3 separate regions of the Homo sapiens genome follow, and all the other regions are linked to region 1. A link is a contact called in ENCODE Hi-C data. All regions are on one chromosome and are shown on one strand. Each heading gives the region's core, a stretch centred on a gene start or an enhancer-like site at or near the end of the contact. The rest is flanking DNA. Distances are from core to core; before and after follow the strand shown. Region 1 holds the start of PIGA (phosphatidylinositol glycan anchor biosynthesis class A). Region 2 holds the start of POLA1 (DNA polymerase alpha 1, catalytic subunit). Region 3 holds the start of PNPLA4 (patatin like domain 4, phospholipase and triacylglycerol lipase).

Region 1 (3,289 bases), core at 342-2,841:
TACTGTGATCAGAACTATGGCAGGGGCAAACCAGGGGCTCAATAAGTGAGGCTTAACCCTCATTTATACCTTCCAGGATTTCTACCCCCACTCTTTGTCTTAAAACCTATTACAAAAATGGAAAGGAGGCCAAATGCTGTACCTATCTGGTAATGTCGCTGTTATCTGTGAAACCAACTACAAATTATAAAGCTTAATTAAGTGTCCTTGAGTCTTCATCACTGTAATTCTCCGATGCTTCATCAATATTAACACAGGGCAAAGTATCGATTGCTACTCTAGTCTTACTCATCAACTCATTAATTCGCTTCAAATCTCACAACTAAAATGCTCTTTCAATGATGTTATTGCACTGTAATTTGTATAAGGTACACTCCACGAAATACTGTCAATACATTTTATTGTGAGCATCTAATATGTGTCAGGGAGTGTGCTGACATTGGGTAAAGAAATTCATGTATTAAACTAAAACTTCCTCAACATCCATTACCAAGAACAGATCCTGCCTCAGTTTACTATCTGGCAGGGAAGGCAGACATTTAACAAGCAAATACAATTTCCGTTTTCAGAAAGAAGTCCATGTGAGATCTCAAGAGACAAGTAATCAAGGATCAGGGTGAGGAGGGAGAATGCAATCAGGCAAACAACTTGAATATCATCTGATAAATGTTATACTTTGGCCAGCATGTGGCCAAAGTACTATTAAAATTAAAAAGTGAGAGTATTTCATTCTCTGGAGGCTTGGGGAAAGCATCAGAAAGGAGCAGACATTTTCAGGGATGAATAGGCTTACACTAGGCTTAATAAAATGGGTGCCAGTAACGGTGGCTGTGATGGTACTCAGAAAGGAATTTCTTCTCGAAAACGCACGTATGGCAGGGATGGGGGATTCCAAGTACCAGCTGTGACGCATGGATGACCGTCATACCACTCTCACTGATTCTTTAGCTTCCTAGTCAAGCACCATCGTAACTAGTTGAACCAGTCGAGTGGGAGTTGATATTTCAGATCAGACCTCGTATGTTTCCCTCAGAGTGTAGAATTGCCATATAAATAACAGGATGTCTAGTTAAATTTACATGTCCGATAAAAAACGAATGTGTAGTGAAGTCCCCAATATTTGGTACATGCTTGTATTAAACATCATTTGTGCTTTATCTGAAATTAAAACTTCATAGTTTCATCTGTTTTGACTTTTTGTGTATTTTTATTTATTTATCTGGCAAACGTCCCAGAGCGGTAAGAACCGGCACGGTTTTGCCGTGGCACAGCTGATTACAAACAAAAAGTCTCTCCAATCAGAAGCAAGCGCGCAGAGAACTGGCGTCCGGAATAGAGACGCTGTAACCAGGAAACCAGGGTGAGCACCCACCCTACCGTCGGCCGCTTCTAGGAGACGGGCGCAGGCGCGCGCTGACGTTACATCTCGCGCTTAAGGGTGGGGACGACAGAGCGTCTCTCTCGGACGTGACCTCAGCGCCTCTTTGTGATTGGCTGCCTCGGGGGCGCGGCCCTTGGGCGCGGACGCCCTAGATTGGTGCTGCGGAACAGCAGGGAGGGACTCCGGCTGCAGCCGCGGGAGGTCCGGACACTGGCGGCCATGGAACTCACCGGTGAGTGCGCGTCGCGCCGCCCCTCTCCAGCGCTCTGGGCCGCTTTCGGATGGGGCTGTTCTGCGCGCGTGGGATCGTGGCGGGTGGTGGAGGGGGTGAAACCGACCCGGTTCGAAGCCCGGAAGTTGGGTCGGAGGGTCTCCAGAGTAGGTTGGGGCTGAGGGTGCGTTTAGGGCGGACGCGCTGGGTTCCTTGGCTCAGGCGGGTGGGTCGAGGGACTGGGGTCTCCGGAACCCCGGGCCTGAGACCAACGTCCACTCTTTGGTTGTTTTCTTTCTCTCTTTGGGCCTGGCCATCCCCGCCATGAACCCAGCGGGGTCGCTGTCTGAGCAGGGGTATCCCCTCCTTGGCCCGAGCGTTTCCCCAGCGACCTCTCAGGGAATCAGGGAATGAAGCTCAGACAGTGCCCAGGAATTGTCGGTGGAAGTACCATTCTCTTGACCCACAACTCCTGCCAGGTCTCCCTAAGGTTCTTCAGGAACCTCTACTGCTAATGATTGCCCAGGGCTCGTTGGTCGTGGTCGAGAATTTTACGGTAATGTCTTTGCCACTTTAAGTGGCTGGGTGGGAACCTTGGACAAATCACTCAACTTGTCTGGGTTCTCATTTGTAAAACGAGAGAGGTATTCACTAGAGCTCCAAGCCTCATTTCGGCTTTAAGAGCTAAGATTCTGCGATTGTGCAGCATAATGAACTTTTATGTCAAAGATGTTTGGACTGAAAACCTGGCGGAAGTGGGCAGACTCCTCACAGAACGTTGCAGGCTAATGACAACATTTTAAATGATATCATTTGGTTCATTACTCACTGTTTTTGCTATCGTTCATCTTTTAAAACTGGTAGAACTGGAAGTTCGGGTTTAGGTGACCACAGTAAGAAAATGTTAGTTAAGCCACCTAAAAGTACAAACTTGGGGAATTTCAATATTTGGTAATATTGAATCTTAATTAGTAAACTCAGTCAACAAACACTTCTGGGGTCTTTCCGAGAGTATATTTAAAATGTAGATGAGGCCGGGCACGGTGGCTCACACCTGTAATCCCAGCACTTTGGGAGGCCGAGGCTGGTGGATCACCTGAGGTCAGGGGTTCGAGACCAGCCTGGCCAACATGATGAAACCCCGTCTCTACTAAAAATACAAAAATTAGCTGGGCTTGTGGTGTGCGCCTGTAATTCCAGCTATTCAGGAGGCTGAAGTGGGAGAATCGCTTGAACTCGGGAGGCAGAGGCTGCAGTGAGACGAGATCGCTCCACTGCACACTAGCCTGGGCAACAGAGTGAGACTCCGTCTCAAAAAAAAAAAAAAAAAAAAAAAGTAGATGAATTTGTTGGAGAGACTAGACAGTTAAGCCTTTGCACATACAGTTAATTGGCATTTTCTGAGTTTGCAGGTGAAACCGGAAACTCAGAGCTTTAGGATGGCTTCTCATTGTATAGTTGTTTGTTTTCTGGAGCCTTGGAAATCTCATTTGTAAAGCTGAGGAAGATTTTGACTAGATATCCAAGATTCTTTTTAGCTTTAAGTGTCTAAGAATGTACAGTAGTACTAAATATTGAGTGGGCATTTCACATTAATAAAGCTTTAGGGGACCCCTGAGATAAACATTTCGCACTTTAAATTGAGAAAATGGTCCCAGATACAGCCCATCTCTAGTTTAGCCTTTATCTTTAGACAC
Region 2 (3,289 bases), core at 244-2,743, 9.4 Mb before region 1:
TATCAAGGTGCCCTGCCTGCTAATACTGAAGAAAAAAAAAAGCCTACATTTTGTTTTTTGGAGTATGTCTCCAATGCTTCACGTAGGTAACTTAGCAAAAAAAGAATAAGCATGAAAAAAATCCAGCTACAAAGGTTTAAATATTTGTTTCAAAATTACCATCTGGAGTATCTCTATCCTCCCCAAAAGCAGACAGACACTAGCTTACAGCAGTCTTTCAGGTAACAATCCTTCAGTCTGCTCTAAAGGAAAAATTCCAGTCACAAGTCCCCAGCAACTACTTAATGAACACCATGACCTAAGAGGAGTCTCAAGATTGCACAGTATCCTCCAAAGTGATTTCCTGATGTTCATAGATGACGTAGTTTTTAGGATGAAGAAAGGGCTTAGTGGCAAATCACTGATAGAGGCCTGCAAAGACTGTTCGTTCACATACTTACACCCAACATCCTATCTGTAATCCAGGCAGGTCGACTCTCCAAAATAGTCTTAAAAAACGAACGGCTAGAACAAATTGAAATCTGTGACTCACAACTAGGTGAATGCAAAGGAAGCTGATTAGGAAGCGAGTTCTCATTAATGGTGATGTATCTGAATGACAGGAGAGGTGACGCTTGAGCTAACAAAGTGAAGCATCTGATTTTAAGTTAGAAGTTAACTGAAGTCACGCTTTAGTTGAACACTTAAAAAATCAGACAAATCTATTTGCATTTTTGTATTCTATTTTTGGAAATAAAAGACACCCCTGACAAACGGAGTGATATACAGGGGATCCGAAATGCCCTAAATTGATGCCATTTTTTTGAAACTTCACCAGGAATGACTAGATTGTGAACAGGATTTCTACGCAGCACTTGAAGAACTTTCCAAAGAATCTGAAAGAAAAATTGTTAATGCATAAAGTAGAAACCCATTACCTAAAAATACAAAACGCGTTATTCCCCGATGACAGCACTTAGAGCTTTCTTTCCTGCTTAGTTACAATGTATAAAATTTTCCTGGAAGTTCCTACAAAAAGGGACACAGATCTGTTCTGTTCAAGCCTTCAAGTGGATACTTAGGGAGATCGCAGTGAAATACTTTCGGCCCCACGGGGCCAGTCTCAATAAAGTTATACCCAGCACGTGGGTGCAACTCACCAAAAGAAATAGAAACGCAATCGACTGTGGAGACTCTCAGTGGCAGAGGTGAGACAGCCTCCCAAACAAAAATCCCTCCAGGCTCTGGTCCTCCAAGAGCAAACCGCGCCTAAAGGAAGCCCGGTCCGACGCCAGAAGGGCCCCCGCCGGGGACGACCAAGGTCTGCGCCCAAACAAACCCGGGTGTGCGCCTCCCTCAGAACCCCCACCACCGGCAATCATGCCACTGTCCCAACCCGGAGCCCCGCGCGCGGAATTGTCCCTCACCACTCGCCCCTATCTCACAGTCGTCGCCGTGCACAGGTGCCATGGTCCCGAATCTCCCGATTCCGCGCCAACCAGCCCAAAACTGGCGCGGGGGCCGAGACAGGCGCCAGCCTGAAAGCCAATCAGCGGCTCGGGAGGCTGCGGACTTCCGGCCGGAAGGCCACTGACGTGCCGCGCCGCGCCGCGCTCCGCCCCCGGCCTTCCCGCGGACGCGCGTTTGGCGCCCTGTGATGACCCCTTAGGGAAAAGCTAGAGCTGAGGGGAAGCCGGAGGAGAGCAGGAGAAAGAAGCGGTCGGGCGCTGGAAAGGAGCCGCCTGGAGACTGCGCAAGCGCACGCATGCTGATGGGAAAAGATTTGGGCGCGTGGGAGAAAGGGCGCTCTGGTTCTCAGAGCCCATTTTCCCGGAAAGGAGGCGCGGGCGGGCAGGAGAGTGGGCGTGGTTGGATCGTTTTCCCCAGAGCCGGGAAAGCGACTGCCTCCTGCTGCGCGCCCTGAATTTTGCCTGATAGTTTGCTTCTCAGCAGTCTGGATACAGTGGCTGTGTGATTAACAACTTAAAGATATATGCTCCGTCTTAACCAAATAACCAGAAGTAGCATTACCAATAAATGGCCATCTGATCTCATATGCCTCCTGATGTAATGCGTATGAAAAAGGAAAAACTTCGCCTATATGGTCTTCTTGCAAAAAATGTCTAACCTGAATCTAACCATGAAGAAACAATCAGATGTATTCAAAATGTAGGACAATCTACAAAACACCTGACGTGAACTCCAAAATTTCAATGTTATGAAAAACAAAAAGGGTATTCAATTTTTGTGTATGATACAATGGCTGTAATGTGTACATCTCATGTTATCTCTTTCCAAAAAGGTATAACATTTTTATTAAATAATGCCTGCCACACATTTGTATTTTTTCCTACATTATTGCCCACATGCTTATTGATCCCTTCTTCATGTGACAACAATTTTGTAATATTTTCTCCAAAGAGGATATAAAGATAATTCAATCTGTCTTCTAGCATGGTTGATCAATACTTGTTTCTTAATTTCTGATTGTTTAGAAAATGTCTTTCAGCTTCATAATCATTTAATATCATGTTATGTGATCCATATGTTGTGATACATAACATGTAGTAATTTACACTTAGACATAACTTCCTATTTAAAGTACTACGACAGATTTATTCCTACACTTCCCTTTTAAAAACTGATGGAAGTTTTATAGTTTTATTATCAAGCTTTTTCCAACCAGGAGAGAACCATGTTGGCTAGTCATTAATAAGAACCAAATCCTTACCTTAACAATTTCACAGCTGATTACTTCCCACATGCCCGGGTATAACTCTAGGCATTTCAAACCTCTTTTCTCTTTCACTACTGCTGTGGTCTGAATGTTTCTCTCCACATAAAATGTATGCGTTGAAACCTAATCACCAGTGTGGTGGTGTTAGGAGGTAGGGCCTCTGGGAGGTGATTAGGTCATCAGCAGGAACCCTCCCTCATGAATAGGATTAGTGCCCTCGGAAAAGAGGCTCCAGAGAGCTGCCTTGCCCCTTCTTCCATGTGAGAACAGAGCAATAAGGCACCATCTATGGACCAAAAAGTGGGCCTACCCCAAACACTGAATCTGCCGGCACCTTGATCTTGGAATTCCCAGCCTACAGCACTGTGAAAAATAAATTCCTGTTGTTTATTAGCCACCCAGTTTGTGGTATTTTGTTATAGCAGCCTGAACAGACTGAGACAATGACCCACATACTTTGTGGGAAAAGACCTGTAGGACACTTTCTCTTTTTGAGATGGAGTCTCGCTCTGTCATCCAGGCTGGAATGCAGTGGCACCATCTCGGCTCACTGCAACCTCCACCTCCCAGGTT
Region 3 (3,289 bases), core at 441-2,940, 7.4 Mb after region 1:
TTTATAAAAGAAATTTATTTCTCACAGTTCTGGAAGATGGAAGTCTGAGATCAAGGTGCCAAGATGGTCAGGTTCTGAGGAGGGCCCTTTTCCAGTTTGCAGATTGCCATCTTCTCCGTGTACTTTTATCCTTACATGGTGGAAAGAGACCTCTCTGGGGTCCCTTTTCTAAGAGTACTAATCCCATTCATGAGGGCTTCACCCTCATGACTTAATTACCTCCCAAAGGCCCCACCTCCTAATACTATCACCTTGGGGGTTAGTATTTCAATATGTGAATTTTGGAGGTATACATGCAAACAATAACACCACCAAAGGAGTTAGACCACTGCTTCAGGATTCTGTTAAAACGCAGATGCCGACTCAGATCAGAGATGGGACCTGGGATCCTTCCTTTCTCATGAGCTTCCTGGAAGATGCAGTTCTGGGGAGGATCACACTCGACCTTAAAGAGCTAGAAGATTGTGGAAGGTTTAAGGACTGGAGTGTGTCCTGTATTTTCCTAATGTACGTTGTGCCTTCCCTTCACTAAATTCCGGTAGAGGTAAAGAATTCTGAGTAATGCAGTCATTCTACGATAAGGCAATAAGGTGTTTCAGGATCAATTTTCTCTAAAGAATAGTTATGTGAATTAAAAACATCTTCCCTAATCGTCACATCAAGGACTCACAGGTGTTGTTGGCCAGAGACGATACACCAAAACAGAAAGAAAAAGCCCAAACCAGAGGCAATTTGGAGAGCTCCACCCCTCCTCCCTGTTTTGTCTAAGGTAGAGACATTCTCGCAGACGCTCCTTTGTAGCCTCAGAGAAAGTAAATCTCTGCCCTTAAACTAGGGGACCTGGAGAGCCTTCAATCACGAAGTCAGGGATTCCTCCAGGCTTGGTTATTAGGATTAGATAAGGAAAACACCGTTTGGGGAGAGAAAGAATTATCAGAGTCCTTTAAATCTTGGTGGGCATGGCAGGCATCTTGGCGGTCGTTGAAGCTGCTTAAGTCTGAGCCAAAGGTGCCAGAGGACAAAACAGCCACCTGCTCACGGCCCCCTATGTGGAAAAAGCTTTCCAATTTAGCTCTCTCATTTTAGCATCTCAATCTGCACATAAGGCACGCGGGAAACTCAGAGAGGTTATGCTACCTGCTCAAGGTCACACAGCCTAAGGTCAACTGAGGATATGAAAGTTCCCCAGAGTCATAGTCCAGCTTTTCCTTTAGATAGCACTTCTTAAAAAAACCAAAGGCACGCCTTGAAAAGCTGCGGGATGTCCAGCCCCAAAATAGCCGCTGGAGTTGGCCCCTAGGGGCAGCTGGACCGCCCAGGCGGGCGAAAGGGTGGAGAGGGAGAAGAACCACTTCCGGGAAACAGACGCGAAGAGGGTAAGGCACTTCCGGGGCACAGAAAATGAGGATTATTAAAGGTCAGTTGCTCGCAGGTAAGGGCCAAGTAGCGTTAAAAGACACGTAAGGATTACAACGCCTCTCTAGGGTGTGGGTTAAAATGTCTCTCTAGGTACTCGAAGATAACATGACTCTAAACGAGGAATCCTTGCCTGCGCTGGAGGACGCTCCGGTCTAGCGGCCAGGTTGAGTCCAGAAGTTTAAATAGAGCAGGCGGGGCCTAGCGGGCGCCTTCGTCGGCGCGATGACGTCACATACCTGCGCGGGAGGCGGTACCAACCCCTGCCGCAGGACTTTCCTGGGCCGGCTCGCGGAGAGCGTAGCGCGGCCTTGGTGGCGGAATGGCGTTGAGTGACGGCCCGGCCCCGCCATCTGGTTAAAGGGACTCGTTCAACACGGAAGTGTCCCGGGGCTGCATTGGTACGGAGCCCTGGGGCCCAGCAAGGGTGTGCTCCTGCGGGACTGATGCGGGGACCACCCCGGCCCTGCCGGCCTCCAAGCCGCGGGAGGGCACTGAGCCTGTGCTGGCTGGGCCTGGCCGCCTGGTTGCTACACACCCAACCCCCTTCCCGTCCCCATTTGCAGAAGTGGAATCAAAACTGGGGCTTGACCCCGGATCGATGACTGGGACTCAGCCTACGCGGACGCCAGCGCAGCCTGCGGCGGCCGAGCCACCTGCCCTCACAGGGCCTGGCCGGGTGCATCAGGAACAGGCGGTCTTAGGTCCCTAAATTCGAGGCCCTGTAATGTGCCTCATCTTGGGGTCCCTGAATGGGGCCCTTGGGCCCCCAAGGAAACCCTGAGACCTTCAGAATGGACAGCCTTGTGGAGGCACAATTTCATTCACTTGGGCAAATTGTGCGCACTGAGGCATAGGAAAACATGTAATTTTGTATTTAGATGTGTTCCAAGTATAAAGTGGCGTGGCTGACATTTCATAGAGCCTTAAATTGCCTTCACCAGGCATGACCTCAGTTTGTGTTGAGATACTTGGCAAAGAAATGTATTGCATTGTTGAGTGATTGCTTATTGCGTTACTGAGTAATTGTATTGGCGTTCATAAAAGCATGGGTGCTCACAATAGAAATTGGGAAGGGGAGTAGGGAACTGTATTTGAAATCTTCTGATACACTTACCAAGAACAAATGTATTGTTCATTTGGAATTTGATACGGTCTCTAATAATTTTCTGTTTCATAATGGTAGTGCCGCCCCCACCCGCAAAACGTTTCAAAGGGTCAAGAGAAAAGACCAAATGCCCTTGTCAACTGGAATTTATACGTCTGTTTCCTGCCAAGTAATTAAATCGTAGATTCATAATCTATGTACCGAATAAATGTGGAATGTTTTTGTTTTGTTTTGTTTTAATGTATAAGACTTGGGTCAAGGTGAGGAGGGAAAGAAAGGGTTTCCTTGAAAGATTCTTGTGTTTAATTAGAATTAATTGAAACCACTGTGCTTAAAACAGAGAATGATGTTAGAAGAAAGCCTTGGAACGATGATCAACATAAGACTACACAGTATGTGGGATAAACTATTCCAACTTACAGCATTTTTGTTTTTTGTATTGCCAGTGCTACAGCTAGAATGAAGCACATCAACCTATCATTTGCAGCGTGTGGATTTCTGGGCATTTACCACTTGGGGGCAGCATCTGCACTTTGCAGACATGGCAAAAAACTTGTGAAGGATGTCAAAGCCTTCGCTGGGGCGTCTGCGGGATCGTTGGTTGCTTCTGTTCTGCTAACAGCACCAGAAAAAATAGAGGTAATTAAGTAGTAACTTAGGCTGTGTTCCTCATCAAGAAATTAAGACCCAAAGGCAAACACCAGCATTGACTCTACTAAGTTAACACTGCAGAGAAATAATCGTTTGCTTGGAAACAGAAAGGAT

Evidence for each region. Hi-C counts contacts between places; a loop is a spot of excess contacts on that map. Pooled maps may share reads with other maps.
Region 2: a loop to region 1 is called in a pooled map, with 4 times the contacts of the local background. The contact joins the promoter of POLA1 here to the promoter of PIGA in region 1. A Hi-C loop is called at or near these places in 3 of 50 pooled maps.
Region 3: a pooled map shows a loop between it and region 1 (10-fold over the local background). The contact joins the promoter of PNPLA4 here to the promoter of PIGA in region 1. A Hi-C loop is called at or near these places in 4 of 50 pooled maps.

Annotation. Positions count from the first base shown.
Region 1 is chrX:15,333,825-15,337,113 of GRCh38, reverse strand. It overlaps PIGA (phosphatidylinositol glycan anchor biosynthesis class A), which reads left to right and starts at 1,591. Exons shown (of 6, transcript NM_002641.4): 1 at 1,591-1,613. RefSeq lists enhancers at 1,660-1,739, 1,790-1,839.
Region 2 is chrX:24,692,122-24,695,410 of GRCh38, reverse strand. It overlaps POLA1 (DNA polymerase alpha 1, catalytic subunit), which reads right to left and starts at 1,493. Exons shown (of 37, transcript NM_001330360.2): 1 at 1,407-1,493. The coding sequence starts at 1,449. RefSeq lists enhancers at 1,232-1,321, 3,024-3,289 and a silencer at 1,512-1,671.
Region 3 is chrX:7,925,814-7,929,102 of GRCh38, reverse strand. PNPLA4 (patatin like domain 4, phospholipase and triacylglycerol lipase) reads left to right here and starts at 1,690. Exons shown (of 7, transcript NM_004650.3): 1 at 1,690-1,817; 2 at 2,971-3,163. The coding sequence starts at 2,984. LOC107985675 (a long non-coding RNA gene) reads right to left here and starts at 1,603. Exons shown (of 5, transcript XR_001755784.2): 1 at 1-1,603. RefSeq lists enhancers at 1,083-1,162, 1,503-1,552, 1,573-1,812, 2,043-2,272, 2,935-2,984 and a silencer at 2,961-3,255.